Regions from separate parts of the Homo sapiens genome. Here region 1 is linked to region 2. The links are chromatin loops, found by intact Hi-C in ENCODE. Cell type or tissue: dorsolateral prefrontal cortex. All regions are shown on one strand. Each heading gives the region's core, and the rest is flanking DNA. Links, peaks and the distances in the headings are about the cores only.

Evidence for each region. Peaks named below come from ENCODE experiments on the same cell type or tissue, not always from the same donor. Only the 100,000 strongest peaks of a DNase experiment are listed, where the experiment ranks them.
Region 1: it touches region 2 in a loop (2.3-fold over the local background); 12 of 110 quality-filtered maps call a loop at or near these places.

What each region holds. Positions count from the first base shown.
Region 1 is chr13:51,787,347-51,802,905 of GRCh38, forward strand. It overlaps DHRS12 (dehydrogenase/reductase 12), which reads right to left. Exons shown (of 9, transcript NM_001377533.1): 2 at 12,188-12,321; 3 at 3,819-3,911; 4 at 2,665-2,746. The coding sequence starts at 12,313. Among named protein-coding and RNA genes, the nearest start is that of DHRS12, 9.0 kb to the right of the region's middle. RefSeq lists enhancers at 6,442-6,801, 9,707-10,235, 10,306-10,385, 15,133-15,182. In dorsolateral prefrontal cortex, for the core only: a CTCF peak has its summit at 10,551 (motif pointing left); no DNase peak of the experiment used is centred there; H3K27ac peaks cover 1,885 bases.
Region 2 is chr13:51,724,185-51,739,743 of GRCh38, forward strand. WDFY2 (WD repeat and FYVE domain containing 2) reads left to right here. Exons shown (of 12, transcript NM_052950.4): 6 at 3,494-3,606; 7 at 14,865-14,991. It overlaps LOC124903177 (a long non-coding RNA gene), which reads right to left and starts at 14,914. Exons shown (of 2, transcript XR_007063807.1): 1 at 14,829-14,914. In dorsolateral prefrontal cortex, for the core only: CTCF peaks have their summits at 7,843 (motif pointing left) and 8,046; a DNase peak (open chromatin) is centred at 3,937; H3K4me3 peaks cover 568 bases; H3K27ac peaks cover 4,493 bases.

The sequences.
Region 1 (15,559 bases), core at 6,008-14,007, 66 kb after region 2:
TTTTCATCTTCCAAAACCTTTAAGCTTCTCTGAGAGGTGCCCCCAAACCCCAGCCCAGCCTTCCCTGGCATAGCTGGTCACCCCCTCCCAGTACTTCTTAGCACTTATTTAGGATAACACGGTGATGGGGTGAGGGAGGACATGCTGGGATGGGTGGAACTGTGCACTGGTAATGAGCGTGGGTCGTGGAGGAAGTCAGACCGAGGTTCACATTCTGGCTCCTTCACTTGACCTTGGGCAAGTGAAACAATCTCTCTCAACCTCAGTTTCCTCATCTGTGATGTAGGACTACCTCCATTATAGCACTAAATTAAATATAAGTATATATATTATATTAAAAAGTATAAATATATATAAATATATAATTTATATAAAACATATATACATATAATTATATTATATATTTTTATATATAATTATATAAATTATATATAATTTATAATATATTAATATATATTTATATATAATTTATATATTATAAATTATATAAACATATAATATATAATTATATATAATATATAAATATATAATTATATATAATATATAAATATATATAAAAATATATAATTATATATAATATATACTTATATATATAATTATATATAATATACATATATATGCAACTCTCACTCGTGGCCCGGCCGCAGCGAACACTTAGCAGAATTTTGTCAGATGGTGGGTGGATGGGTGAGCAAGAGCTGGCTTCATCCTGTGAGGTCACACAAAGCCCAGTACTTGGAAGGACCCTGCACCTGGTTTAATGCTCTGTGGTCGCTGCATTGAAATCCTTAATAATTTTTTAACATGGAGCCTCGCATTTCCATTTGGTGCTGGACTCTGCAAATTATGTAACCAGTCCTGCGGAACAGTGCCTCGGGGCCAGCTGCGGCACTCTGGGAGTCTCAGCTGTCCCATCGAGTTATGAGCCAAACTCTAGCATGACCCCACATTTTGGTACTTTTGGTCATTTCAGCAAAGATAACATATTTGGAACAAAGTCAGTGATGAAAATATTTTGTACTAAACCTGTGCCATTTCATACAAGCTTCCAGGTATATTTGTTTTGAAAAATGCAACCTCATCACTGGGGAGAAGGCATCTTCCCACTCCTAGCCTTTCTTTCCTTGAGAAGAGAGTGCAATTAGGGTGAGTTCTTTCTCCCTTGGACCTTCTTCCATCTGCCAGGGAGATGGAGCACGTTTCCACAGTAAATTTAGCCTGGGCGCAGTGACTCACACCTGTAATCCCAATACTTTGGGAGGCTGAGGCAGGAGGATTGCTAGAGGCCAAGAGTTTGAGACTAGCCTGGGCAACATAGTGAGACCCCCACCTCAACAACAACAAAAAATTTTTAATTAAAAAAAATTAGTCAGGCATGGTGGTACATGCCGTAGTCCTAGCTACTTGGGAGCGTGAGGTGAAAGGATTGCTTGAGCCCAGGAGTTTGAGGCTGCAGTGAGCCATGATCACGTCACTGCACTCTAGCCAGGGCAACAGAACAAGATCCTGTCTCAAAAAAAAAAATAGTAAATTTAGTAAATTTGGGGACAATCAGCGGGGCTTGCTCAGTTCTGCTCCTCCCCTTCTCCTCTTTCTGGGGAAGAAGAGAAGGGGAGTCCCCGGTGACCAGGTAGGTGAATGCTTCTAATTCTTGGGTTCCATATGAGGAAACCCATTTGGCTCTTGCACTGAGCCATGCCCTTCAACCAGCCTTATCAGTAACAACAGTGATATGTTGGCTTCCAACTGTTATTCCATCGGCTTACTCAATTTGTTCAGTTCTTGGTTGGGAATAGGGTTGCTATATATTGGACACCCTCAATGACTCCAACAACCACCAAAACCCCTGCCATCCATCTTGTGACCTAGAACAATACTTAATTAAAACACCCCCCTCACTACAAGGAAGTAGGATAGGTCCTGGGAAGAGTGTTGGATTCACTGCATCTCAAAGTTGAAAGGCCCCTTGGATTGAGAAGGAGAAACTCCAAGGAGACTAAAAGCATAGTACATTAGCTCTCAATCTTTAGTGTGCACCAGAATCATCCAGAAGGCCTGTCAAACTGGATTTAACTCTTGGCCTCATTCCAGAGTTTCAGATTCTGTAGATCTGGGTGGGGAATCTAAGAATGTGCATGTCTATCAAGTTCCCAGGTGATGCTGAGGCTGCTGGTCTGGGAACCCCACTTGGAGAGCCACTGGCCTGATATAAAATGACTTCACTCTGCTATTACAGAGTAGCAACCAGAGCCCAGGTATCTGTGCTCTAGCCAATGCGCTTCTTGGTCCATCTTCTTGCCCACTGGTTGCACCTTCCTCAGCCCTGGCTGGAAGTTCCTTTGGTTGCAGTTTTTAGACTTGCACTCAACACTTAAGCTGAACTTGCTCTCCTCTTCAAAACAATGTCTATAAACAGCCTAGCGCTTCCTAGGAAAAAAAACACTTCAATACTAAGTATTTCTGGCACCAACACCTATTATAAGAAACATGAAAAGAGAAAGTGTTTTATGAAGAAAAATAAGTACAATTCAGAATAAACTTAAAGCAAACGTCATCAGGCCCAGGACCAAGAACCAAAAAAGTTGGTCAATTTTTTTTTACCCTTCTATGGTACATTCTATGTTTATTTTGCTAAAAACAAATAAGAAAACTTCTTGTACTTACCCAGAGTATTGGCAGCAAAGTTTTTTTCAAGTCCATCTTCTGTGAGCTCTCTTTTATTGACCATGCAACCTGCATTATTGATCTAAAATTTATAGTTCTCATTTCAAAATAAAGAAAAATAGGGCCAAAAGACCTATTTCCATCCCCACACCTCCACTACCCCACCCCCAGCTCTTTTTCAACTTTCAAGTGACAATGACAATTTGCTCAACTGATTCTTTACTCCAAACCCTTTGCAGGAAAATACCACTTGTGCAGAGGATTCAGCCACAGAACTGTGCAAAGATCGCCAAGTGAGACAGCTTGGCCAGGCAACCTAATTCATGAGAGAGTGCTCTGGAAATTCATCTAGTCCAGAACGGTCCAATAGAAATATCTAATCTTAAGATTTCTAGTAGCCACATTAAAAAGGTAGTAAGAAACTGGTAAAATTAATTTAATAATATATTTAACCAAATATATCCAAAATAGCATCATTTTAACATGTAATCAATATAGAATATTAATGAGATGGCATAGATAATTTTTTTCAGGCCTTGAAACCTGCTAATTTATACACTTACACCACATCTCAGTTTGGACTAGCTACATTTCAAATGCTTCACAGCCACACTGGACAGCACAATTCCAGACTCTGGAACAACGTTTCAGAGCACATCAGAAACTCTTCGGATAGAAAAGCAACTTAGCTCCAAGTAGAGTATCTGGGAAGAGCACACTGGGACTCTTTCTATCTGAGTCTACCCAGGCTCTCCATGGAGTTTTGTGCTAATTATGTTACTAAAAGATTTGCCTGTCTGCAGGAGGTATTCTTTTGGACAAAAAGAGCTTCTAATTTCAACACACCAATCCCCAAATCTACAGAATTGAGAAAAATTTATATACAAATCATCATTTTATAAAACATGGAACATATCTATCCTCCCACAACACCTACCCAGTGGATGGCCCCTTCCTTTCCCCACTAATCTAACCACATGCGTCTCCTCTTAAATCCAATGAGTAAACTTGATTCCATGAACAGGCCCAAGCATAAGAGAGTCTTACTAAGATTCTTCCATAAAGACAGGCAAACATACATATCCGTCCACATCCACAGACGGAAACAATGGGCCAACATGAATTTATTCTCCACTTATGTTTACAAAGCTCACCAGAACATGGAGTTTATGTTCCTGCTTGAAATTTTCAACAAATTTCCAGATTTGCTTGGGATCAGACAAGTCCACAATGTGCAGAAAAATGTTCTAAATTAGAAAGCAAAAAAAAAAAAAACCCTTTTTAAAAAGATATAAACTAGCACTTTTAATTTTAAAAAAGTATACGGTTTTTAAAAAGCAAATACTTTGAAATGATATAAAACGGAAAATACCAGTCCCACTCCTCAAAAATAAACCATTGTTCAGTTTTTTGTGAATCATCCAGAAATATTTTAAGCATATACTATATATACAATACATATATTTTAAGATATATATTTTATATATACATACACCACACAAATAGGATCAGACTATGCATTGTTCTACATCCGTGTTTTTCACTTAACAATATGTCTTTTAGTTTTTGGTGGTAAAAACAGTTTTTACTTTTTTATTTTATTGTGATAAGGATACTTAATATGAGATCTACCCTCTTAACAAAATTTCCAGCATGCTGACTAGGTACAATGTTGTACAGTGCACCTCTAGAGTTTATTCACCTTGCCTAACTGAAACTTTGTGCCCTTTGATAGTAACTCCACATTTCTCCTTTCCCCCAGCCCCTGACAACCACCATTCCACTCTTTGGTTCTATGAATTCTGAGTACTATGGCTACCTCACATAAGTGAAATCGAATAGTCTTTGTCTTTCTGTGCCTGGCTTATTGAACTTGGGTTAGCTCCTCCAGGTTCATCCATGTCGTTGCAGGATTTCTTTCCTTTTAAGGCTGAATGATATTCCAATGTGTGTAGGTATGTACCACATTTTCTTTGTCCATTCTTCTGTCGATGGACATTTAAGTTGTTTCCACATCTTGGCTATTGTGAATAATGCTGCAATGGACGTGAAGGTGCTAATGGCTCTTCAGGATCCTGATTTCAATTCCCTTGGATAAGTACCCAGAAGTGCAATTGCTGGGTCAGATGGTAGCTCTATTTTGAATTTTTTGAGGAACCTCCATACTGTTTTCCATAGAGGCTGCACCATTTTGCATTTCCACAAATGGTGTGCAAGGGTTCCAATTTCTCCATAACCTAACAAACATTTTTTGTTTTTTGTTTTTTTAGCAATAGCATCCTGAGAGGTGTGAGGTGATATTTCACTCTAGTTTTGATTTGCATTTCCCTGACGACTACTGACATTGAAAGTATTTTTTCATATATGTGTTGGCCATTTGTTTTTTGTTTGTTTTTTCTTGAGAAAAAGAGTGCCACTGCACTCTGTCGCCCAGGCTAGAGTGCAGTGGCATGATTTTGGCTCACTGCAACCTCCGCCTCCCAGGTTCAAGTGATTCTCCTGCCTCAGCCTCCCAAGTAGCTGGGACTAGAGGTGCATGCCACCATGCTCAGCTAATTTTTATATTTTTAGGAGAGACGGTGTTTCATCATGTTGGCCAGGCTGGTCTTGAACTCCTGACCTCAAGTGATCTGTCTGCCTTGGCCTCCCAAAGTTCTGGGATTACGGGCATGAGCCACCGTGCCCAGCTTGTGTTGGCCATTTGTGTATCTTCTTTGGAGAAATGTCTATTCAAGTCTTTAGACCATTTTCAAATCCGGTTATAAGTTACGTCGTTGTTTGTTTGTTTTGCTATTGAGTTGTAGGACTTACAAGAGGTCTTGGAGATGATTTTGTTACATATGAATCCACCCTATTCGTTTTAATGACTACATAATTTACCTTTGCATGGATATGTCAGGGTTTCCTGCTGCTGATCTTTTTTTTTTTTTGGTCAAAAGTTTGCTCTTCAGACAGTATCTCAGGCACATCATAAATAAGATGACAACTTCTGCTGTGACCCTTAGTCCTTGCTCATGACACTTTTCAATCTCTGCCTTGTATCATGGTTATCACTGGACACAGCCACCTCCCCAGCAGGCTTAGAACTCCATGAGTAAGGGACCCTGTCTAATGTGCCGTTTCTCCTTATGGTATTACACACAGTCATAGGCATGGTAGTCGACTAATGGATCTTGGCTGTTTAAACCTTTTTCTCTGTACCCAGTACCTAAGTCCAAACTTGCATTCTTAGCATCCAATGAATGCAACGGCATCCTCTCTGAGCATCAGTGGACATACGTGACTTATCACTAACCCAAGGCAGAGGGCACCTAAGTATTGAACCTACAGACGAGGATCTGAGCAAGAGCCACAACTCCTTTGACAAAGCAGAGAAGTTCCGTGCCCTGCCTGAGTTTCCCCATTAATCAAGCTATAAAACTCAAAGCTGTAGTCGAATTTATTTCTACTCATCTTAAAACATATTGTTTTCTCACCTGAGACAAATGAGACAAAGCAACTCCACATTTTCATGACTCAGAAAGTCTAGTCAGGTTGAACACCATATTCAGCTTAAGCCTGGCCCAACTGAATATTCCTCTGCCTTCAAAGGATAGGAAAAATGTTGTCTGTACAGAGCTATTCTCTTTTAAAATGTCTGTGAAGGCCCTCACCCAGCCAGAGCGAACAAGGCTGCTGAGTCATATCTGAGTCAGCCAGGAGCCTGTACCAATGACTGCAAACTGAGTCTAGACACCTAATCCTTCCATTTTGAGGCCTTGTCTGCCACCACCCTAAAACTCCCTCCTACCAGAAAGCGCTGTGTAACATGTATACAAAATCCAGGTTAAAACAGCAACAAAACTCAAGTGAACTAAAAGCAATTCTGCTTTAAACGTTCCACAAGTTATCTGAGCTTCCTGGAAGCGCCTGAGATGTCTCAGAGTGAAAAGGAGGCAATAGCAGGGAAGAGAGAATCACTGTCCTAGACAAATCAGCCACGGAGCTGGTGACATGAAGCACCAAGAAAAGAGGAAGGAAATCATCTGTGTCCCTCTGAGGCAAAACAGGAGGCCACAAAGCACCCAGAAGGAGAGGCTGGCAGTCTGCTGTGGCCAGGAGAAGGAACTGGAAACAGGTGCATGTGTGTAAAAGTCCCAATCTGCGGAGCCACACAATGAGAAGGCTCACCTTAGGAGCCACTGGGCCCCACTGTGATACAAGCATGGTTACTGAAATTGAACAAAACAAAACTCAACTGGGACCCTTTCTGCAGACAAGCCACCATCTATAGCGGCTGTGTGACCCAGGAGTCATGAGGTGACATCATGGGGACTGATCCCCCCATCAGAGCAGTTCCCACAATGAGCACGGTAAACAGTGCATGGAGGTGTTTTGTTAAGTAGAAATCATTCTGGAGAAATGAGGCGGTATTTCATAAAACCACTGAGGTCTTGGGAAGCTAAATCAACCATTCTCAAGAAGCTAGAAATCCACATTGGCCTGGAAGAGCTGGAGAGTCGAAACCCGTTTTTTATCATGGTGTGTGATGTTGGTGGAGTCAATCACCCATAAGACATAAGTGCTTTCACAGAACCTTCCAGCCACATCAGGAGGCCTGCAGGACTGAAAAATGTTGCCCAGGCACCTGTCCCTCTGTGATCTTTCCCTCTAAAACCCATAACTCCAGTGTAATCATCAGAAAGACATCAGACAAATCCCAACTGTGAAAGCCTATCTCAAAAATAGCCTATCTCAAAAATCCCGAGAGCCTATCTCAAAAAATAATACATAAAATAGAAGTTTTTTTTTTTTTTAATGTTACCCATGGAGATAACTGCTAGACGAAAGTCTGGAGCCAGGTACTAAGGTGGGGCTGAACTGCAACCAGAAGCCTGGGGAAAAAGGTACACCCTGTTTCTCCCCTAGGCCCTTTGGGAGCATCGTGTCCAGTGGACTGGTGAGCCAGCAGTCTGCTCTACAGTAACCAGTACTCCTTTCCCCAAGCTTAAGCCACACATAACCTCTCTGAAAGATCACCTCAGCATGATATTCACCTCTCTATATGGCCAAACACCTGATCTTACCAAGCCAGCGTGTACAAGCAGCTGAGATCCCCACGTGACCTTGAGCCTTACCTGGTGCCTGTGCTCCCTGGCTCAGCTGGCCTGCCGCACACCTCACCCAGACCCTCCTGCCCAAGGGACCTTCTTTCTTTGATGTTCACCCAACCATGCACGCAGGACCAGCTGCTCCACTGCCCTCACAGCTCTACCACACATCTTTTCTGCTACTGGGGGCTTGCAGGCTTCCACCTCCCACTGAGCAGGGCCTAAGCACTGATTAAACAGAACACACTTGAAGCAGAGAATGTAAGGTTGGGAGTGGTAATAATATTAGTATAAACAATAATGATAATACCAACAATAATAATAGTAGCTACTTCTATTGATTGAGAGCTGTTTGTTCTTAGGATACCCTGAGCTTCCCATCTTGTAGCCCTTATCATGTTATTTCAGTAACATCTAACAGACACCTCTTTCAACAGAGGGAACTGAACGCAGGGATTGATTTCCCAGGTGATTAAGGAAGGTGAGAACTCAACCAGGATTGGTGAAGTAACCCAGAGATTAGTAACAACAGGAAACTACCACCAGCCCTAGGCTCAAGGAACAAAGGGAGAATGCAGTGTGGCCTGAGCCCAGGAACCAGAAGGAAGAACCAGAGAGGAGATTCGCCATCACCAGGGAAGCCAATATCTCAATTCCCCCCTTCCTTTCACCTAGCAATCTTCCTCTAGTAACTGCCATTGGCCAAACCCAGCCAAAAGCTGTCTGGTTGTAGGAGCTGAAGAAACACATACCTTGGGGTTCATACTATTTGTCCCCCAACCCACCCCCACTATGATACAGAGCATGGCGGCCAGGCCCAGGGCAGGCACACACACTTCAAGGAAACTGTTAATCACTTGTATCCTGCACAAGACTGTCTGGGGCTGTGTCTGTCCCAATCACTGTGTCTCCAGCTGTTTGGCATACGGTTCACCCTTAAATACATGTTAAAAAACTAATAAAGTCAAGTTACCCCTATTTTTTAATGAGGAAATGAATGTTCAGGGAAGCTAAGAACTTTGCCCAAGCTCACAGGCCAGAAAGTGCAAAACCAGGACTCGTATCAGAGCCCAACTCCCTCCTTCATACCACGCTTTTGTGTGTGGGCTGCCTACCAAAGGTAGACCAGATGAAGCTGTGGAGTGGGGCCTCTTCATAAGCAGGGAGGGACAGCTGATCCCTGGCAGAGCCTGGAGGAGACACTGAGTCAGGGAAACCACAGACACTGGCATAAGCAGACAGGTACCCTCATCCTGGACGCTCCACCTCTGAGTGCTGGAGGCCACTTATAAACCCGAGAGAGCAGTGAATGTCCTGTGTGTGCATTCAAATCCCGTCAAGTGTATCTGTATGGAGGTGAGGGGGGCAGTAGGCAAGGGCTTGCTTTCTCCCCAGTGCAGGAACATGCTTGCTCCCCTTTTCAGCTCTCTACCCCTCCTAAACATGGTGGAATTAGATATAAGCCAAACAGATCCATATTATCATCATTTTTCATTTAAATATACTTTTTAAAGCCTGTGGCCCACACCACAGCAGGCTGGAATCCAGGCAAACCTCCTCCTGTCCGTGGCCTGAGATTAGTATTCTTGTTGCATCCTGCAGCAGCACCACCGAAAGTTATCAGCAGGCAGACAGCCAGCTTTCAATCTCGAGAACTGCAGCCCGCAGATCGCAGCGGCACTTGCAGACATTAGAGGAAGATTTAGAGACCCTCACACTTGCCGCCAGCACTAAGCCTCTGTAAGGCACCTGATGGCATGAGACTGGGGATTTCCATGAGAAAGGGAAAGGAACAGACACTTGGTGTGAAAATGTTATTTCAAAGTTGATGCAAAATATTCCATCCTAGAGAGGGGCATTCTTCTCTTTGACCAGGGTCCATGCCTGAGGGTGGGTACTGTCTGTCCCTCCCCAGCTTCCCTCCTACAGGCCCTCCAATTGTGGGGTCTCCTAGAGAAGAGGTAGGAATGGAATGAGGATGTTCTTTAGTGACAGTGAGCGAGCAGCCATGACTGAGGGTCCTTTTGGGGGTCAGGGTTTTCCATTCAGGGCAGCCTTATGGCTACACGATGGATCATGGGAATATGATCTATACAGCTGCACACGCCCTGCGACTGGAAAGGCCTCAAGCTTGGTTTAATGTCCTGCCTTTGTTGTGTAGAAATTCTAAATAACTTTTACACAAGGGTCTTGCATTTTCATTTTGCACCGAGCCCCACTAATTATGTAGCCAATCCTGGTTCCAGCTCTTTCAGAACAGAAAGACCACAAAATGTGAGGCAGCTCTGAAGGCTCGTGTCAGAAAGTAGCTCTCATCAAGACCCAAATGCTGCCGGTGTTTCTCTTTATTAGAGCACATCGGGTCAATGCATGGCTCCGTGGCACCCGGGTGACCCTTGCTGTGTGTTGCTGATGTGGGCTCCCTCTGAGGTGAGGAGACTGGAAGTATCACTGTCCAGTGTAATGGGCCTCTGCCTGCTGGCCTCTGCTGGTTTCACAGGCAGCTCAGGACCATGCGGTCAAGCCTCAGTGCCCCCACTTATCCCCTTGTCAAACCTAGCCATTCAAAAGCAGGGCCCAGCTCCCTGCTGGCCGAGGCTGCTTCCAAAGCAGAAGCACAAACACAGGCCCTCTTCAACCCAGGGAAAGCGGGTAGGAGTCCAGCCTCCTCACAGCTGACCATGGAGGCAAGGAAACCCAGCAGGAGGGGTGAGGAGCTGCTCACCTGGTTACCGCTCTCCCGGATGATCTCACCCCTGGCATCTTCTGCTGGGGCTTGATCTCGACAAACCAGGTGAACTGTGCCACCTGGTGGAATTCAATGAAACCATCTGTGAGTTACAGCGAGAGCTACAGAAACCAGCTCTTCCTAATGAAAAATGAAGACATATGGGCTCACAGTTGACACTCTTCTGTTAAGCCTAGATGGGTGGTTCCCAGAGTTAAGAGCAGCAAGGGCGATGGTGAGGGAGGTGCTGGAACCTTATTGCCTACCTGTGCTGACAGTGCGTCTGGAATAACATCCTGATTTTTTGAGGGCCTGAACACATCAAGGATAAGAAACATTGATCTGGGTCACATATGCCTCCCTAGCATCTAGCATAGTAGCTGACCCAGATGTGTTAAACCTGGCTGCACTTTAGACTCATGTAGGGAGCTTTTAAAGATCTAGGCGATAGGCCCAGGACTGGGTATGTTTTACAAGCTCCCCTGGTGATGTAATGTTCAGCCAAAGTAGACAGCCACTTGCCTAGCATGTAGTAGAGACTCAAGTATTGACTGAATGTTGAGTCCATCAGCAGCCCTCATATTATCCCAGCAAATGCCACACCATCATCAATCAAGGTCAATTTAAAGCAGAATGCCTTCGCCGTGGCAGCTAAGAACGAATCGTTATGGAGTCTGCTTTCTTTACTAAAAATCACCCACTTGATTAAATGGGGTGTTTCATGGGAGGCTACAGGCTAACCACAACACTAGCCCCTCTTCTCTCCTCCTCTCCGCACTTCAGAGTGCTTCCCAGCTGCTAAGATGCAATTAATCCTCTCCCTGACTTGGCAGATAATTAAATAAAGCTTCAAATGATATAATAGTCCCCTGAAAAATGCCTAACTTGGATTTAGAGAGAGGAAAAAAGAAAACATCTTCAGCATCTTAAAAAGTGATAAATTCACAACCTAGTTCCCCACCTTCTGCTGGAACATCCATTTTTCCTGAAGAGGCTCTGGAGAGATGCAGCAAACTTTTCTAGCCACTGCAGAGCCATTTGGTGACCCAGGATCGTTGAGCTCATGCAGGAAATTCTGGCATTTACCATGAGGAAGACTTCTGCTGACTGAAGACTTTACAGTGCACCTGAAGCACCTCTTTATAGTCAAGCTTAGGGGAGGGAAGCGGGAGGCTGCTCTAGCCCTGGAGGCTGGACCCCAGCAAGGAGGAAGTTTAGTTCAATGCACTCCTCTCTCCAGGTATTTTGGGGGCCTTGGTTCATAACTACCATCCACATCCAAATTGCAGTGGACTTTGAGGCTCCCCCTCCCCTTGTCTCTCACCCCAGGAGAGTCTCATTGAGAAGACATGAGTTAGAGACCAGGTGTTCATGTTTTTGTTTTTGTTTTTTTAATTAAATTCCACTGGGGATTCTGATGTCCAGGGTTTGCTTGAGCCCCTCGCTGTTCTTAATCAGAAAACACTGGGACACGTGGGCAGGACCCCAAGCTCGCCTGAGAATTAATTAAGTGTTGAGGAAAGGGCTCCTGTTGCTCTAGCCACCTGGAGCTCAAAACTCAGAAAGCTGGCAGCTGTGCCCAGAACCATGGGATCGCCGTCCAGGACTTCCTGGCCTGCCTGTGACACAGGGTGCCCTCCTCAGTGTGGACCGGCCGCAGTCTGGCCGTGGGGCTCAGTGGACACACGTGTTAGCAGCTGCTTACCTCGCTTGGCGATTTCAAGGGCAGTTGCTTTGCCAATGCCGCTGTTTCCTCCAGTGACCAAAAAGACTCTTCCAGGAATCTGGACCTCCAAGTCATGAGGGACAAAGTCTTTACATGCAGATTCATAGCCACTCCTAGAAAGAGGAGACCCACAGGAAGACCAGCTGTAAGGAGTGGGGAACACAAACCCCTGCAGGAGAAAGCCTAATTCTAGGATGGGCATTATTGCTGTCTCCGCCTCTCCCAACACATCACGAAACTCCTTTCTCCCTTGCCCTCCCTGCTCTCACAAACACCACTATCTCGGGGCCTGCATTTCCTGGACCATGATCTTTCCAAACTTTTGAAAATATTGGAGATTCCAACATTTTGGCATCCAAATTGTCTTCCTCTGACTGCCCCGATCCTGGGGAGTGGCAAAAAGAAAAAAAATCCCTTGACAGATGAATTGCTCTTTTCCCTTTTGTGGGGGGCAGGTTTCAGGAAGCTTAGGAGACCATTTGCATTGTGCTTATTGCATTGCAGGACAGATATCCTTGCCTACTTGGAGAAACGGGGGAGATTTGCAAGTAGGGAATAAAGGAGGAGGATGGTAGAGTTATTTAAGCTCTGCACCCATCAGAGGAAGCCAAGGCTCCTTCAGGGACACAAGGTGTGCACTGCACAGCTCTAGGGAGTGCCATTCGGATCAGAATGATGGGATATTTGTATCTGCATTATGATAATGTTCTGGCAGGTGGCAGAAAAGCATATTGCAGAAGAGGTATTTTTTCTGATTTGCACAAAGGCATCATATTGGATAGATGCAATTGTGAGTTCTTTAACTGTTTCTTTTTCCCATTCCTTTTGCGATACCTCTCTACCTTTACTCTTCTAGTATTTCCTGGCTATGAAATTGGCTAAGGGCAGTGGTGGCAGAATGGTGGGGTTGGCAGGTGGAGGCCCAGAGGGCAGACTCTGCCCACGCACAGGCAGGCTGGGGTCTCAGAGCTTACATCTCTCACCTACGGAGCCGAGAGATTTCTCCTGGGCAATGCAGGATGGGACTCTGATCTCAAGGCTCCACAGATGCTGAGAGCCCTCCCACAGGACCTGTTTACAAAAGGGTAGCCAACAGCTGGCCTCCTGCCCCATGCCCTGGTACAGCACAACTGCCAGTTACATGCTCTGGAACTCGGGGAAGTGGCCAAAGGATGTTTATGAGCTTGGGTTTGGTTTGAAAGTCATTGCCACGGGGCAGGCATTGCCACTTGTTTCAGTCAAGCCAGATGTTCTTAAGAGAACAAGAAAAATGTTCCTGTTTTCACCATCTGTAACTCACCAGAACATGCAGGGCAGCTTAGAGAACACCCTACCCATTGCTTCTGCTGTGAGTGGCAAGCAAGACTTCTTATTCCAAAGCCTTCCCAAAAAGGTTGACTTGAAACTTAAAAATATCAGTAACAAGGGCTTGAACAACCTGGGTTTAAGTCACAGCTCAGCCTCTTACTAGCTGTGCCATCTTGTGTGTTGATTTAACCTTTCTGAGCTCTTATCTCCTCATCTGCAGAAAGGGAATAATAAGAGATACCTCTTGGGCAGCCTAAATGAGATGCCGCATCTAAGGCACTTATGACAGCACTTGGAACATATTAGGAGCTCAATAATTAGCAGCTGACATTATTATTTTTTGAGACAGAGTCCCACCCTGTCGCCCAGGATGGAGTGCAGTGGCGCGATCTCGGCTCACTGCAACCTCCGCCTCCCGGGTTCAAGTGATTCTCCTGTCTCAGCCTCCTGAGTAGCTGGGGTTATAAGCGCCCGTCACCACACCCGGCTAATTTTTGTATTTTTTAGTAGAGATGGGTTTTCACCATGTTGGCCATGCTGGTCTCGAACACCTGACCTCAGGTGATCCACCCACCTTGGCTTCCCAAAATGCTGGGATTACAGGCATAAGCCACCGCACCCAGGTGACATTATTATTATCACTATTAATAATGACAGTACCGTCCATGTTCACACTTGAGCTCATTTGGCCCCCAAGCCTTCAAATCAGTAGGGACTTTGAGAGCATTTTAAACTACAAAGAGGAAACTGGAAGATTTTTTTCCCCCTAAACACAGACGTGAGCCCTGGAATCTCTGTGAAAGGCTTTTCCGGTAGAGGCAAGGGCCTGAGTCAATGAATAGGGGCTTAGCTAGGAGGAGGCATTGTGGGGAATGAGTGAGAACTTCCCAAATACAATAGAGCCAGAAAAAAAGCAGTCCACAGGGAACAGGCCTGAAGAGCCCTTCTCCAGGGGCAGGAAGCTGACAGGCTTTTCTCTGTGATACCCAGTCAGAGGGGACATTAGCCTCTGGGCTCCACACTGATCCGTATTAGAGACGAATGTTTGCTGAGGCTGGCTCCTCTGGGTTGAACCTCTTCCTCAAACTCCAGACTGGGAGTGCTGCCAAGCGGGCAGTACCAGCCTGGCCTGCAGGACATGTCCCCGCCCTCTGTCCTCTGCCTTGGATCTTGCCTTCCATACAAGAATTCCATCCTGGTCCGATCTGTTGTTAATAAGACTTGTCTTTTATGTACTCTGCCCCTTATTGGGGAAGCATTTTATTTTCACTCTAGAAATCAGTCTCTAGATATCAGTCTCTATTTTTCACACACACACACACACACACACACACACACACACACACACACACACACGACTTTCCCAAGGTCACCAGAAGGTAGGTGATCTTCTTCAACACCCAGCCTCGGTGCCAAAGGGCAGTCCCCAGACAAGCTGCATCAGCATCATCTGGAAACCTGTTGGAAATGCCCTGCCTACTGACTCAGAAGTGATTGCTTGGCAACCTGTGGTTTCATGTGCCTTGCCAGTGATTTTGACTCAAGCTGAGAGGACATTTGTACTTACTGTTTCCTGAAGCTGAGGTGACAGGGATGGGGAGGAGGAAGCTGGCAGGTATCTGTGTCTCCCCACACCCTCAATTTACCCAAATATGAAATTTGCTTAGGACCCATCCACACTTGCCCAGGGTTTAGGAGTCTGTTTAAAACTGCCCCAGGGAATTATTAGGTTCAGCAAAGTTTAGGAAACAGTGATTAGATCCTCCTGCCTTAGGAGCCCAATATAGGGAGGCTTTATAAAAATCCTTGTGCCAAGAGAAACGTTGTAAACTCTAACTCCGCGCTCTCACACTGAAGTCAAAACAAGGTTGTTGTTTTTCTCTCCTATTCACTAAATCCACAACAGCAGGAAAACCCATCTAACTTTGCCAACTGCCTTCCCCTCCCCTCCCTTCCCCCACCAATCTGTGGTGGATTGGGCCCCTTGGCCTCACTTCTACCTTCCCTCAAGGTGGGGAAATCAGAGCGAAAGAGTCCTGGGAG
Region 2 (15,559 bases), core at 3,340-11,339:
TTGGCCAGTAATAGCTCCATTAAATGGGCTCCAATGTCTTTTTTAACTTTTTTTTTTTTTTTTTTTTTTTGAGATGGCGTTTCACTCTTGCCATCCAGGCTGGAGTGCAATGGCACTATCTCAGCTCACTGCAACCTCTGCCTCCTGGATTCAAGCGATTCTCCTGCCTCAGCCTCCCGGGTAGCTGAAATTACAGGCACTGACCACCGCGCCCAGCTAATTTTTTGTATTTTTAGTAGAGACAGGGTTTCACTATGTTGGCCAGGCTGGTCTCGAACTCCTGACCTCGTGATCCGACCGCCTCGGCCTCCCAGAGTGCTGGGATTACAGGCGTGAGCCATCGCACCCAGCCCAATTTTTATTTTTTAAAGATTATTTTTTAGAGCAATTTTAGGTGCACAGCAAAATTGAGCAGAAAGTATAGAGATTGCCTGTGCACCTCATGACCTCCACATGCATGGCCTCCCCATTACCAGCATCCCCCGCCAGAGTGGTATGCTTGTTAACAATCAGTGAACCTACATTGGCACGTCACTATCACCTGAAGTCCATAGTTTAGGGTTCACTCTTGGTGTTGTACATTCTATGGATTTGGACAAGTATATAAAGACATGTATCTGCCATTGTAGCATCATATGGAATAGTTTCACTGCTCTAAATAGCCTCTGTGCTCTACCAGTTCATCCCTTATCACTGTGTCTGAAATAAGCCCACTTAGCCTTCAGTAGCTTCCTTGCCTTCTGACTCAACATGTCTCAAGTTCATCTTGTACTTTTCCTGTCCCAATCCTGGAATCAGCCATTTTTTTAGTGAGGAACAATATTCAGAGATAGCTAAGAAGTATATATAAATGTGTGTGTATTTTTTAAAAGAGAATAAATCATAAGTTCATATAATATTTCTTATTCAAATTTAACATTATGGGATTTTTACTTTTTGGTTTTTGCACTTGATTCTTTTATCTTCGGCTGAAAATCTTGGTTGTTAAAACATTGGCATAGTTCCTCATTTGGTTTATCCTACGGTTTATTTAAATGGTTCCAAAATAATGAGCAATACTAAATAACAATAAGACTACTGAATGAGATTTTAGATTTCTTTGCAACTCTCTTTGTCCTTAGAATATATTCTACCAGTGATGGGGGCGAGACTTCCCCCTTGTCATAGTTCCCATTTGGAATCCTGTAATATTTTTACATATTAAAAATACATAAAATTTTTGCTCAGGCATGGTGGCTCACACCTGTAATCCCAGCATTTTGGGAGGCCAAGGTGGAAGGATCACTTGAGCCTAGGAGTTTGAGACCAGCCTGGGCAACAAAGTGAGACATTGAAACATTGAAAATGTTGTGTTTTAAAGGCACTCGAAATTGTTCTAATTATGTGATTATGTCACCAATTTGATAGGTTCATTCATTTTACTTTGTTTTCAATTTGGGGGATTTTTTGAGATATATATGTGTATGTATATACATATGTGTGTGTGTGTGTATATATCTATATATACACAATTTTTTTTTTTTTTTTAAGACAGGGTCTCACTGTGTCACCCAGGCTGGAGTGCAGCGGCTTGAACATGGCTCACTGCAGCTTCAATTTCCTGGACTCAAGCAATCCTCCTGTGTCAGCCTCCCATGTAGCTGGAACCACAGGCATGTGCCACCATGCTCAACTAATTATTTTAGTTTTTGTAGAGATGAGGTCTCACTTTGTTGCCCAGGCTCAAGTGATCCTCCCTCCTTGGCCTCCCAAAGTGCTGGGATTACAGGCATGAGCCACTGTGCCTGGCCACAAATTTTTGTACCTTTTAATATGTAAAGATTTTACAAAATTCTAAAATAGGAACTATGACAAGGGAGAAGTCTCACTGCCATCACTGTCCCCTGACCTTGCCACTTTTGTTAGATCTTAATCCCTCTAGTGCTTCCCTTTCTAAATATGAGTGCATACATGCACATGCACACACATACATACACATTTGTATTTCTCTCTGTTTCTTACACAAAGGTAGTATAGCTTATAAACTCTCATATGCGTTGGCTGCCCCCTCCACACACACTTGATAATATATCCTGGTGTCTGTGTATAAAGATCTCCATTTTTACCCCAGCTGCATAATATTCTATTGTGTGGATGTAGCATAGTTAATTCAGTAAGTCCCTTATTGATAGACGTTTGGGTTATTTTCAAACTTTAGCTATTAAAATAACATGGAGTGACTAGCCTTGGGCATGTGTCATTCTGTATTTTTGCCTGTGTGTCTCTGGGTGGATCTTTAGAAATAGGGTTGCTAGGCTTTGTCAACCAGAGAAGCTTGTTAGAGACTCCATGCCTAGGGCTTTTACTGGTCACGTAGGCAGATCTACCTGGGACATTCCAAAATTCCAGATTCCCAGAAGGAAAGCAGGTATTCAGTGTAAGCCACATTATTTGAACAGTTAAGGCACAGTGAGCCACTCTTATCAGTTAATGGTGGGAACCTTCCCAAAATCCAAATTCCCAGACACTATGCCAACTTCGTAAGCCGACTTTCAGAGGATCACAGTCAGAGCTGCTGTGTTAACTCTTTTTTCACAGCACCATTTTGATTTCTTCTTGAACTATCTATTAATAGTTCCATTCAAATTTTGCCCATTTTTCTATTAGGTTTGGGATCCTTTTCTTCTTGATTGCTCTTTTTATATTAGAGATTTGGGCCCTTTGTGACATAAATTGCAAATATTTTTTTCCAGTTTATCTTTTGGCTTTGCTCATAATATTTGTTGTGTTTTTGAGTCATAGCTTTTCCCACTCCAAGGTTACAAAGAAACTTTCCTATCTAAAGCTTATGTTTTCATTTTCTACATTTAGATCCCTAATTCATTTGGAATCTGTCCCAGTATACATTGTGAAATACAGATTCTATTTTCTTTTTCCAAATGGCTATCCAGTTTGTGCCAACATCATTTTTTTAAATTCATCTTTTCCTTATTCATTTGAAAAGCTACCTTCATCAGACATTTACTAAATTTCATTGTGCTTTTGGGTTTATTTCTCGACTTTGTATTCTGTTCTGTTAGTCTATTTATGCACCAATACTACACTTTTAATTAAAGAAACTTTATAACATTTTTTAATATCTGGTAGGGCTAACCTCCCTATCACATACCATATTGTTCTTATTTTCAGAGTATTCTTGGCTCTTTTTGCTTATTTATTTTTCCATATGAACACTTCTGGCTATAGAAAACAACATGTGTTGATATTTTTTAAATATATAGATTTATTTTATTAATTTAGGAGCAAGAAGTGACATCTTTAAGTTTTAAGTCTTACTGTCCAATAATACAGTATGTCCTTCATTTAGTTAAGTTCACTTTTGTGTCTTTCAGCACTGTCTTCACATTTTCCTCAGATGGGATTTGCGTATTTCTTGTTACATTTATGCCCTGTTTTTTCATTGTAAATTCCCTCATTTAATTTTGAGAAACAATCCTTAATGCTTTCATGACAGATTTGATGTTGAAACCCGGCATGTGTTTATCGGTGACCACTCAGGCCAAGTAACAATCCTCAAACTGGAGCAAGAAAACTGCACCCTGGTCACAACATTCAGAGGACACACAGGTAGGATTAACAGTAAAATCGTCATGTGCTGATAGCACAGTGAGATATCGCCTGCTGCATCTCCTGATGTTCAGATATGTTTTGAAAGTGGCAAAGTACAATCCATGCTTGTGCAAAGATACACATGATATGCTTAACTCATTTCAAAATGGTTCAGTAAGATATAACATCAAACGTTTTTCTGTATAATCCAAACAAAAGAGAAACCAATCTATTTTGAAAATGTTGATAATTTGGTTCTCTGTCATACTGCACCAGAGAAAGCCAGTGTTGGCATACATTAATGAGGCATTGTTTGAGACCATGTGGCCTCGGACGGCTCAAACCCCAGAAGGCCAAAAAGACAGCTGCCTCGGTCTGACCTTGCCCTTCCTGGAGTTAGAAGATGGTGTACAAGAAAGATTCCCACTTCCAAGTCACATGAAAAGACAGATATACTCTTCATGAGTAGCTAGACTTTGTGAAAAAGGTCAAGTTCCTCTCCAACTTTCCTTCCTTCATATCCTTTTCAGGTTAAAACCTAAGGTCCCCTTTATGTTTTTGCTTTGCTCAGGGTCACTTAAGCAAGGTAATATAAAATATTCATGCTTAGCCTTTGAAAGACTTGATAGATGATAATGATTAATTTTTTACTAGTAGTTTTAACGTGTACTATTGACTCTAGAACTTATCGACCCTAGAAAATGAGTCATCGCCAGTTTTCATGGTTCTTAAAGGGCTTTTCCGTTTTCTACCAGCTACAAACCCATGATTTTGTGTAAAACAGGAGAATACTGAGTTTAGATGTCATATAAGAAAAAAAGTAGGGGAAAGAGGATGTAAAATTGGATAGTACCTGGTTCATAAGGGGCTTCCTAAAGGGAAAAAATGGAATGCTAGAATAAGAAACATATAGTAAGGAAAAAATTGAATCCAAGGAAGAAGATTCATAAAAGATCATCTTAATTATTTATGCCTTTGGGAGGAAGAACACATGGAAATATCCCCTATGGATAGGACCCTGGTCTTCCCTGACTGAATTTCTTTTTTAGCCGCTTACACCCTCACCTACACTTTGGCCAAGACTGGGCCTGGGGTTCTGGGGGGGACCCAGAACTGTCCCACCTCAGAAGTCTTAAACTTCTGTGCGTCACTGCAGACTTCAGCCTCCTCATCCTCCAATTCCCTACACCTTTCTTCATTCCACTTACTGTTTCCCCTTGTGGCGCATTCTAGCCCGCGGTCCTTCCATTTTCCCAGCGTCTCTTCCCCTGCATCACCTTTCCTCCCAGTGGTGCATCGCTTCACCCACGGCTTCTCAGCGTTCTCAGTTCTGTGAATGTAAATGTTCTGCCTTCTTGGCAAGCCTGTCTGATTCAGACTAACTCTCCACCTTTTCTTCTTGTGCAGCCAGCTGCTGGGTCTACAGTAGTCACGCTGCCTTGAGGCTTAGACCATCATTACCATTGCACACTCACGATTTCCTGTGCAGACTCATGAAGTTGCCTAATAATCCCTCTCCCTGTCCTCAGTTCACTCCTTCTCCCAGGCCCCTAAACAGAGACCTTCACCATCCTTCCCAAGCCCCCATCGCCATCTCATTCCTTGCCTCTTCCTTCAAAAGCTATCAAATAGAAGCTTTAAAAAAAAAAAAAAAACCACATATTTCTTGCCCACTGTATATCCCCCTCACCCCAACAAACAAACTTTTTCTCTCCCCACTTCTCCTCTTCTCAGTGCAGGAGAGCTGCCTTCCTCCAGCCCATTCTTCTCTTCTCAGTGCAGGAGAGCAGTCTTCCTCCAGCCCATTCTTCTCTTCTCAGTGCAGGAGAGCTGCTTTCCTCTGGCCCCAGTCTATTTGCAGGGTCTCCACGCCAAAATGGATTGCCTTGATCTCTCTTTTGACTAACTCATTCTTCTCAATTTATTAATATGCTTATGTTTTTTGCCTCTGGTAGAAAAACAAAGCAACACCCTCTCAATCCCATGTCTTATAGCAAGTTCCTTCTTATTCTCTTAATAGCAATGCTTCTTTTTAAAAAATTGTGGTAAAATGTATAAAACATAAAGTTTACCATTTTAACCATTTTTAAATGTGCTGTTCAATGACATTAACTACATTCACACTGTTGTGCAGTCATCACCATCCATCACAGAACCTTTTCCATCTTGTGAAACTGAAACTCTGTTCCCTTGGACATTAACTCCCCATCCTCCCCCTCGGCCCCCCAGTCCCTGGAAACTGTTACTCTGCTTTCTGTTTCTATGAATTTGACTAGTCTAGGTGACTCATAGGAGTGGAATCATGCAGTATTTGTCCTTTTGTGACTGGCTTATTTCACTCAGCATAATGCCCTCAAGGTTCATCCAAGTTGTAGCAAACAATCGTGTTTCTTAAAAGAATATAATTTTCCCAGCTGCTTCATATTTTTCACTTCCAATTTGCCTTCCAGCTCCCTGCAATCTGGTTTGTCGTTATTACGCCACTGAAACTGCTGTCCCCGAGGTGACCAGTGGCCTGCTGGGACACGTTGTAAACCTTGTCGTACTTAACTTTTCAGCAGCATTTTACATTGTGGCCATTCCTTCTGGCTGTAACGGCCTTCCTTTGGCTTTTCTTCTATGACGCTGCTGGCTTTCTCAGGCTCCACTGTGGTCTGCGGTTTCCCAGGATCTTCCCTGGATCCCCTTCTCTTTACGCTCTGTGCTGTCCCTTGTCATCTCAGCCATTCCTCCCAGTCCCAGAGTAAAATTGTCATTGTCCTCAAATTCTTCACAACCCAGTGAGAGAGACAAAAGCTAAAGCACAGTTCTAGTGCATCGTGGCAAGGGCTGGTGGGGAGCAAGCACCTTGCGCTTCTGGGAACACAGAAGGGCAGCCCACTCCAAGGAAGTGGAGGCAGTTAGTGACGGCCTCCTCAGGAGTCTGCCTGACCTCAGCTCTTTGGGGATGTGTAAGTATTGAGTTCATGGAAAACAACTGAGAAGAGTATCTCAGGCAGAGAAAACCAGCGTGTTCAAGGCAAGGAGATGTGTGAGAGCATGGCTCTCTAGAGAACTGCCAGTCACTCTTTTTTGGCAGGAACACTGGGTATGAGGGAAGGAGAGGGGAGGTCAAGGTGGAGGGGCAGCCAGAAAGCAAGAGTCACTTCCCATCACTGAGACCATGCTGGGCATATCCAGTGGTCACTGAGAGACCATTAAAGAGTTTGAAGCAAAGAAGGTAACCTGATTGGATTTTAAAAGGTTGTCTGGCAGTAGAGAGTGGAATTGGAAAGCTAGTAGGGAACTGTCCCTTGAGATGGGACTGTGACAGTGGGAAAACAAGGAATGGATGGATTCAAGGTAGGATTCAGAGGTGCATTCCGCAGGCCTGGTGATGGACCTGATGGTTCCCAGGTTTGCTTTAGGCAGAGGTGGCTTTCAGCCTGACTTCTTGACTCTAAAGTAATCAGGCACTCACCCACTCACTGTATGGTGGCTGATAGGAGCTCTGTGAGTTTTGTATTGTTGCCTCCAGGTCAGAAAAGAGACAGTAGCACCTTCTAAGCACTCTTGTCAGCCACATATGGTTCAAAGGTCCCGTGTTTTGCAGGCTTGTTCTGATACGAAATATGACCTTGGCATTGTGTCTTATCTTTCTTAAAGAGTTTAAAGCATTTTCACTTTATTTTTATCAAGAAATATATTTGAGAAAAACAGGAAATGGCCTAGGAAGGTCACTAACTAACAGGAAGGCAAATGTAGCAGGTTAGATGGTTACCTTATTATTGTTCCTAAACAGTAGTATCTGCCCATCACTAATGTGGCTACAACACAACTCATTCCTGTAAAGCTAGAGTGAGGACCTTTAAGAGAGTCCATGGTGATTTAGACATATTGTTGAGCTCTTCCTAAGTAGTAGGCTCGTTCTGGGCCCTGGGAGGTCCCAAACACAGCAAGTCTCAGTTCTGGGAAAGAGATTTTTGTAAGGACAAAATGAACACCCTAAAGTTAACCCAGTTCCATTAAAGGGCAGCTTTGCAGGTCCCATCACTCCAAATCCAAACTCAGAAGCAGACAGGTCTTCAGTATGTGTCCAGAGTCGTAGCCCTTCACCCCATCATTCTCTCTTACAGTACAGAAGGTCATACAAAAATGTGGGTTAATGAGGGAATCGACCTAGTAGTCATGTCCAAAGGCCAAAGCATAACATTTTTCTAATCCCTAGGGATTTAGGAAACTAGTTTTATGTTCTTATGCTCCCTCTACTGGTTTTCTTTCTGGAGCTAAATGCCGGATATCATAGTTCTTTGCTATTTCTGCAGAAAGTAGAATGTATTTCTATGAAAAAGTCGTAAAGTAACTTGAACAGAGGAGAATTTTTTTTTTGTTTTTTTGAGACAGAATCTCGCTCTGTCGTCCAGGCTGGAGTGCAGTGGCATGATCTTGGCTCACTGCAACCTCCATTTCCCAGGTTCAAGCAATTCTCCTGCCTCAGCCTCCCTAGTAGCTGGGACCACAGGTGCCCGCCACCATGGCCGACTAATTTTTGTATTTTTAGTAGAGGCAGGGTTTTACCATGTTGGCCAGGCTCCTGACCTCAAATGAACTACCTGCCTCGGCCTCCCAAAGTGTTGGGATTACAGGCATGAGCCACCGTACGTGGCCAAAAATCATATTTTGACCACTGGAAATTAATAGTGTTAATACAGTCTTTTTTCTTTTATTTCTAAGAAATTATTTTATTAGCATGAACATATTTGAAACAGGAGGGCTTGAATGTAAATCTGCCAAAGCATACTAATTAATGAATAATTAAATACAGACTTGTTCATGAGCTGTTAGGGGACTCATTGAAGGAAACAGTGTAACTATAACAAGAATAACTAAACAAACTAAGAAAGTCACAGTTCAGTGTAAAGATGCAAGTTCATATAGTTTAGAACTTCAATTTTTGTTTACAGTGGAGACTCACACAGATCCAGTTTATATAAAGTGCAGGTCAAGAGATGTGAATTGTCATCCATAGTCAGTCATCCGCTCTCTATGTATATGATGGTGCCAGGAAATGTGGGTGAATAAAACAAGCATAATCTTTGCCCTTATCCATCTTCCAGCCAGCATGGAATGCATGCATTAGACCAGTAGTTACAGAGAATTCATCCAAACATTATGAGTAGCAGGTGCCGTGGAGCCCTGATGTGCACAGAGGCTTCTTTGGAAGCAAATAATAAAAGGTCCACTCCTCTTGCGGATAATTAAAGGGAGGCTTCCCAAATAAGTGTGTTTTTGTTTTTGTTTTGAGACAGAGTCTTGCTCTGTCACCCAGGCTGGAGTGTAGTGGCACGATCTCAGCTCACTGCAACCTCCATCTCTTGGGCTCAAGCAATTCTCCTGCCTCAGCCTCCTGAGTAGCTGGGATTACAGGTGCACGCCACCACACCCATCAAAGTTTTTTTATTTTTAGTAAAGATAGGGTTTCACTATGTTGGTCAGGCTGGTCTTGAACTCCTGACTTCAGGTGATCCGCCCACTTCAGCCTCCCAAAGTGCTGGGATTACAGGCGTGAGCCACTGTGCCCAGCCAGAAGTGGTGTTTAAATAGCACCTTAAGGAGAAAAAGGAGTTATGTAGGTGGTGGGAACATTCCAGACCTGCAGAACAGCAGCCTAGAGTGGGAAAATGTTAGCAACCACACAAAGGCAAGTGACCTTACAAGTAGTGGTAGGAGCTTCAGGCATTATTCTCAGGTTGGCGGGAAACCAGTGATGAAGTTTAAACAGAGTAGTGACATGGTTTGCATTTTAATAAGCCACTGTGGCAGCAGTAGGTGGTAGATTGACTGGGAACAGAATGGATGGAGGGAGACTGTTTAGGAGGCTACTGCTGGAGTCCCTTGGAAAGCTGACTTTGTTTGGACTGGGGGACAGCAGTGTGTGTGGAGACAAGTGGAGGAGATTTAAGATCTGTTTGGAGAACAGGGGTCAGCCGCATTTGGTAACTGCATGGAGTAGCAGTGACTCCCAAGGCTTCTGTCTAGAGCATGTATTGGCTGGTGATGGCATTTCCTGAAACCTGGAGTACTGCTGGGAGAGCAGGTCTAGGAGACAATAGCACTGTGCTTGAACTGAACACTTCCCTGGGGTGGCAGCAAAGAGACAGCTGGGTGAAGAGTTATGGATCTCAGGAAGAAGGTATACTCTAGAGATGGAGGGCCTTTAGCTTGACAAAAACCCTTGTCACTTCACTCTAGAGCAAAATGCAGCAATCAAAAGGTCAGATATTTTATTCAACAGGCTCTTAGTCTCCTTTAGCCTCATGTTGGCCTGCACATATTACCCTTGAGGGTGTGGTGTGACACTCCCTCTGCTAAGTTACCAGATCACACTCTGGGAAAGGCAGACCCAGCAGTTTCCAACCCTGATTTTGTAACACTCCACGTGGTCATTCACTTTTGCAAGGTATGTGGTAAAAGTCTCAAAAAAAAATTAGTTCCCTAAGCATTTTGGTAATATATATTAAATTTCTAAAAATCTTTATACTCTCTGATTCATTTCTACATTTGGGATTCTCTTCTAACTAATTGGAAACCTGAACAAAATTGTATGTGTAAAAATATTCATCTTAGAAAAATTCATACTTAAAAGTTGAGAAAAATCTAAAAATAGTTGAAATAAGATACATACGTGGGAGATATTAGCCAACCACTAACAGTTATATTTATGAGAGTATATAGTAGTATACATTGTATAATTATGAAAACTTTTATTTTAAAAATATTTTGGCGATTTTTTTATTTTGATAAAATACGTGTAACCTGAACTTTACCGTTTCAACCTTCTAAGTGTACAAGTAATGCACAAGTCAATGACATAAAGTACATTCACAGTGTTGTACAGCCATTGCCTCTATCCATTTCCAGAACTTCTTCATCATCCTTAATAGAAGACCTGTGCCCACTAAAGAATAACTAGAAAACTTTATTTGTAAGAATTAAACCATTTTTATTTAAAAATTATTCTGTAGGTCATATTAGGGAGGTCAAAGGAAGGGAGAAGCATAAAATGAAACACTGAAAGGGACCAGAAAGATGGATTAACTTGAAATGAAGTCAAATGAAATGGAAGAAATGCTTTTTGTCATTTAAAATAGAAACACTGGAAAACCACAAGCATTGAAGCCCTGGGCTCTGCCCCCAGTGTGGGTTGGGGTATGAGATATGTGTCTGCACTGCCTGGAATGCAGGGTAGCTGAAGGTGGTTGACTTCCTCTGCTGCCAGAAGTGTTAGGAGAAAGAACTATACAGTTCATCAGGAAGCCCTGTGTGCAGAGAGATGCAGGAAAAATTCCCTCAGAAGGGAGAGGCCGTTTCCATCAGCAGCTCTCCCCACTGCATCTCTGATCCTGATGTCTTGCACAGCCTTCCCACCAGCCGCCATCCCAGGCTGTCCTGGATGCCTCTTGCTTATTGTCCTCCTATTTCTCTCTGCCACTCAATGCAGCAGATCAGTTGAGTAAACATCTACTGAGCACCTCCTGCATACCAGTCACTGTGTGCTGTGCTGGAATACAAAGATACATAACCCAAAGTCTGCGGTGGGGACAGACTTATAATCCAACCAAGTTCAATATAGTGGGGTCTGTGTAGCAATAGAGATATGCACAGAGACTGGAACTTCACCTGGATTGAAGGTGTTGGGAAGGCTTCCTGGAGGGAGAAAAAGTTACTTGGGTGATAAAAGGCAGGACAGGCACTCCAGACAGGGGAAGCAGTCACATATCCCGTAAGAGAATGGCTCGACCAAACATAACGTGCATGCTCTTCTGTTCTCAAAAGTAATCCATCATCTTATCATTGTACATTTTTGGTAGGTAGAATGTAAGTCTTATTTCATTGTATCTGCTGAGCCTAGCACAGTTCCTCCACATAGAAGAGGCTCAATACATGCTTGTTGAACTGATTTGAAATGAATGCTGTGATTTATCATTTATAGGCCAACTTTCAAATGACCTCATTGTTAGGACATTTATATAGAGCAGGCATGGGACCCCAGAGTTATTTACTCCCTACACCATCCTAAACTTTTTCTTGTCTTGCAGCTTTTCCTTCTATCTCTTCCACTTTGGGCCCTGGGAGTGTCTGATGAATATACCCTGACTTGCTTTAACCAGTTTATCTATTTGCCTTCCTAACTCTCTGTGTTGCCAAGAACTCCCCTTCCTAGCCCTGACCCCTTCTGGCCTGATATAATGTGGCAAAGCTAGAGATTGGTCTTGTTTTTAAGACCTTAATTGATCTCATGATGGCTGGGATAGCATAGAATAAGCTGACTGGCCTTAAGGCTGACTCAACAAAGGACACTGTCACAGAGATTGTATAGATGAGGTCTCCTGTACTGTAATCATAGCTGACATTTGTTGAGTGGTGCTTCCCATGTGCTAGGCACTGTTGTGTGTGTTTATATATATTAACCCAATTAATCTCAACAATACTGTGGGTTAGGTACTATTATCATCCCTGTTTTACAGATGAGACTTCTGAGGCACAGAAACGTTAAGTAACTTGTCCAAGGTCCTATACCTAATAAAGATAGGGCTGGGATTTAAGACTAGATTCTGGTTCCAGAGCCTGTACACTTATAATACCATATCCAAACTTTCTCTTCTATCCCCATAAACCATCCTCATCCCATAGTCACCAACAAAGAAGGCAGAGAGCTGGCTCCTCATGGTGCAGTGTTTTTTGTTTTGTTTTGTTTGGAGACGGAGTCTCACTCTGTTGCCCAGGCTGGAGTGCAGTGGCGTGATCTCTGCTCACTGCAACCCCTGCCTCCTGGGTTCAAGCGATTCTTCTGCCTCAGCCTCCCAAGTAGCTGGAACTACAGGTGCGCGCCACCACGCCCAGCTAATTTTTGTATTTTTAGTAGAGATGGGGTTTCATCATATTGGCCAGGCTGGTCTCAAACTCCTGACCTCGTGATCAGCCCGCCTTGGCCTCCCAAAGTGCTGGGATTACAGGCGTGAGCTACCGCACCCGGCCCCATGGTGTAGTGTTCTTAGATGTGTAGGTATATATCGGTCAGGGAAGTCTAAAGGTATCTGTCACCTGGGTCATGGTAAGCCCTATTTCAATATTTCCATGTTGATTCTGACAGAATGAACAACCCTTCCAATTAAGTCTTTTTAACTGAGTCAAGTAAGCCTTTCTAATCATTCTTTTTACCAGTGCCCACCATTATTAAATCTGATAATGATGCCTTAAAGAACCTAAGCTACCCATTTCACGTGTTATATAGGGGAAATCAAACACTTGCCACCTTTCTCTTATCTAGCCCCCCAGTTGGAGTGGCTTAGTCAGTCAAGTGAGACCATCTCAGAGATTGTCCTTGAGATGGGTATGCCATGACCTAAAGATGTGAGTAGTCGAACAGATGCAGGCATCACATTAACAATAGTAGTCAGCCAGGCACATGCTTCCCATGCGCTAGGTACTGTTTTGTGTGCTTATATATATTAACCCATTTAATCTTAACTCATTTAATCTAATTAACCCATTTAATCTAATATTAACCCATTAATAGATGTCATATGCCTGTTTAATCTGCCAAGAACAAAGCCAAGGGCATTTCTTTCATATTCTTACTCCTTCATTCAATCATTTGCCCATTTGTCCAGGCTTATTGAGTGTTTGCTGTGGGTAAGCCAGGCAGAATTCTAGGTTTTGGTGATCCCGTGGTGAACAAGCCACAGTTCCCGCCCTCCTAGAGCTTCTATTCTACTGGGGCAGGAGACAATGAATTTAAAAAAAAAAAAAAAAAAAAAAAAAAAAAAAGAATAATCAGGAGAGTGATGAGTGTAGTCAAGGAAGATGTTTCTGAGGAGGTGACCTTTAAGCAAGAACTTGTGTGAAGTGGAGAAAATTATCTTTATGTTTGCATTCATCTGCTCCTTCATTCAGCAGACAATACATTTTAACAGACAACACAGTGAGCGGCCTGTCTGCATCCATCACTGTGTTTGGTTGCTGTTGTGGGGAATGTTGGTGGTCGGGGGTGAGGGCTGGGCTACATGCAGTGGCTAACCACATATGCACTTGGGGAAGCCATGTTTATTCTTACATGAGCAGGAGTGTATACCAGCAGCATGGGGTGCAGGTTTAGGAAGACGCTAGGAAGCATAATCCAGAATAGTAGAGTTTGGGGTTCCCCCTACTTTTTGATCTTAAAAAATGTCTTACTAAGAAGAGTCATATGACAAATAAGAAAGTATTCTCCTGAAACAAATGTATGAGAGAAACTTCCCTGAAAGCTCTTAAGTGTAGCACTTCATTAGAACAAACTGATAATCTCAATAAGAAAAATGTCAGATTCCAACAAATGAGAAGCTATTTTATGTTCTTTTCAGAATATAATATTTTTAATAATGTAAAAAATGAGTATTTCTGACATTCTTAAGTGTTTGCAGGCTTTGTGCACATCTTAAGTGGAAAAAATTCTTATTGTTCTCAGTATATAAGGGTTTGATTTACAAAGGGACTACCATAGAAAATCTATTATAATATTTTATAGCCATACCACTACAGTAATCCTAATAACCCACATCTATACTGCACAACAAGTTTAGAGTGGTAGAATGGTCCTATGTAATTGATCTAATTCTCACCACAACCGTATGAAGTAGGTAATGGCTGGGTTGATGTTTTCATTCTTAGTAATAGTCATAGTGGTCATGGTGTTACCATCATCTGCATTTTACAGTTGAGGAAACTGACATTTAAGAACATAAGAAGTTTGCCCGGAATCTGTAAATTAAAATTCCCAAAGAGCAAACATAATTTTAAATTCTGATATTGTGGCCTAATTAAATCTGATATTCAAGAATAAAAAATCTAATTGAGCATTTGTAAACCCATTTCCTTCTCATCTGTTATTGTCAGGGGTGGGAGGCAGGCAGCAGTTAAGAAAATGTGGTTAATATTTCCAAACAGTGCAATATTTTCCATTCTTCTTAGAATTATGTCTCCCTTTTGAAGGTCAATTTATTGTCTTTTTTATTTTCTTTTGGTCTTTACAGTAATTGATTTTATGGTACATGAAATGTTGGTGAAAAATGCTTAAAGGGTGGGAATTTCCTTGGAGCCAACTTTTTTCTCTTTGGGGACTTACTTGATTGTTCTTTCAATAAGAATTTATTGTATGCCAGGAACTGCACTAGGTTCTGTCTCCGCTGCATTCACATTTCTTTTGTGGGTAAGAGTCTTACCTTGTGACTGATGTCTGGTTGTGTCTGTCCTCTCAGGTGGGGTGACCGCTCTCTGTTGGGACCCAGTCCAGCGGGTGTTGTTCTCAGGCAGTTCAGATCACTCTGTCATCATGTGGGACATCGGTGGGAGAAAAGGAACAGCCATCGAGCTCCAAGGACACAAGTAAGGTTGCTGGTGCTTTCATAAAGACTCTGAGAAAAGATTCTCAGCTGACAGCTAGAACAAAGGAGTGCAGCCCAGTCTGTGGCAGGATCTTAGCATGGGAAGGAACATGGCGGGAACACAAATACTGGCCACTTTGATTTATAACTGTGTAAAACTGTGTTTATATACTTATACCCCATTTTATTCCACAGAGCATTTGAGAGTGCTTACAAAAACCATAAAATAAAGTAATGGCAGTGAATAAATAAAAGGTAAAAATTAGAACTGGGAAGAATATAACAGTAAAAATTTGAGAGTGAGGAAAAAAAAAAGCTTGAAAATACAAGCTGTGAAGGCTTACAAAATTTATATAATTGAGTTCAAATGTGGCTTCAAGCTCCTTGGCAGCATACGGAAAAGAGGAGAGGTAAGATCCTTCACAGTACATTTTGTACTTGACCAAATATTTATTGAGTACTTGCCTTGATTCATGTCAGGCTCTTTTTCCTTAAAGGATAGATTTTAGGGGGCTGAGAGGAAGTACAGAGAAAGCCTTGCATTTCCTTGGAGCAGTTCTCAAACTTTG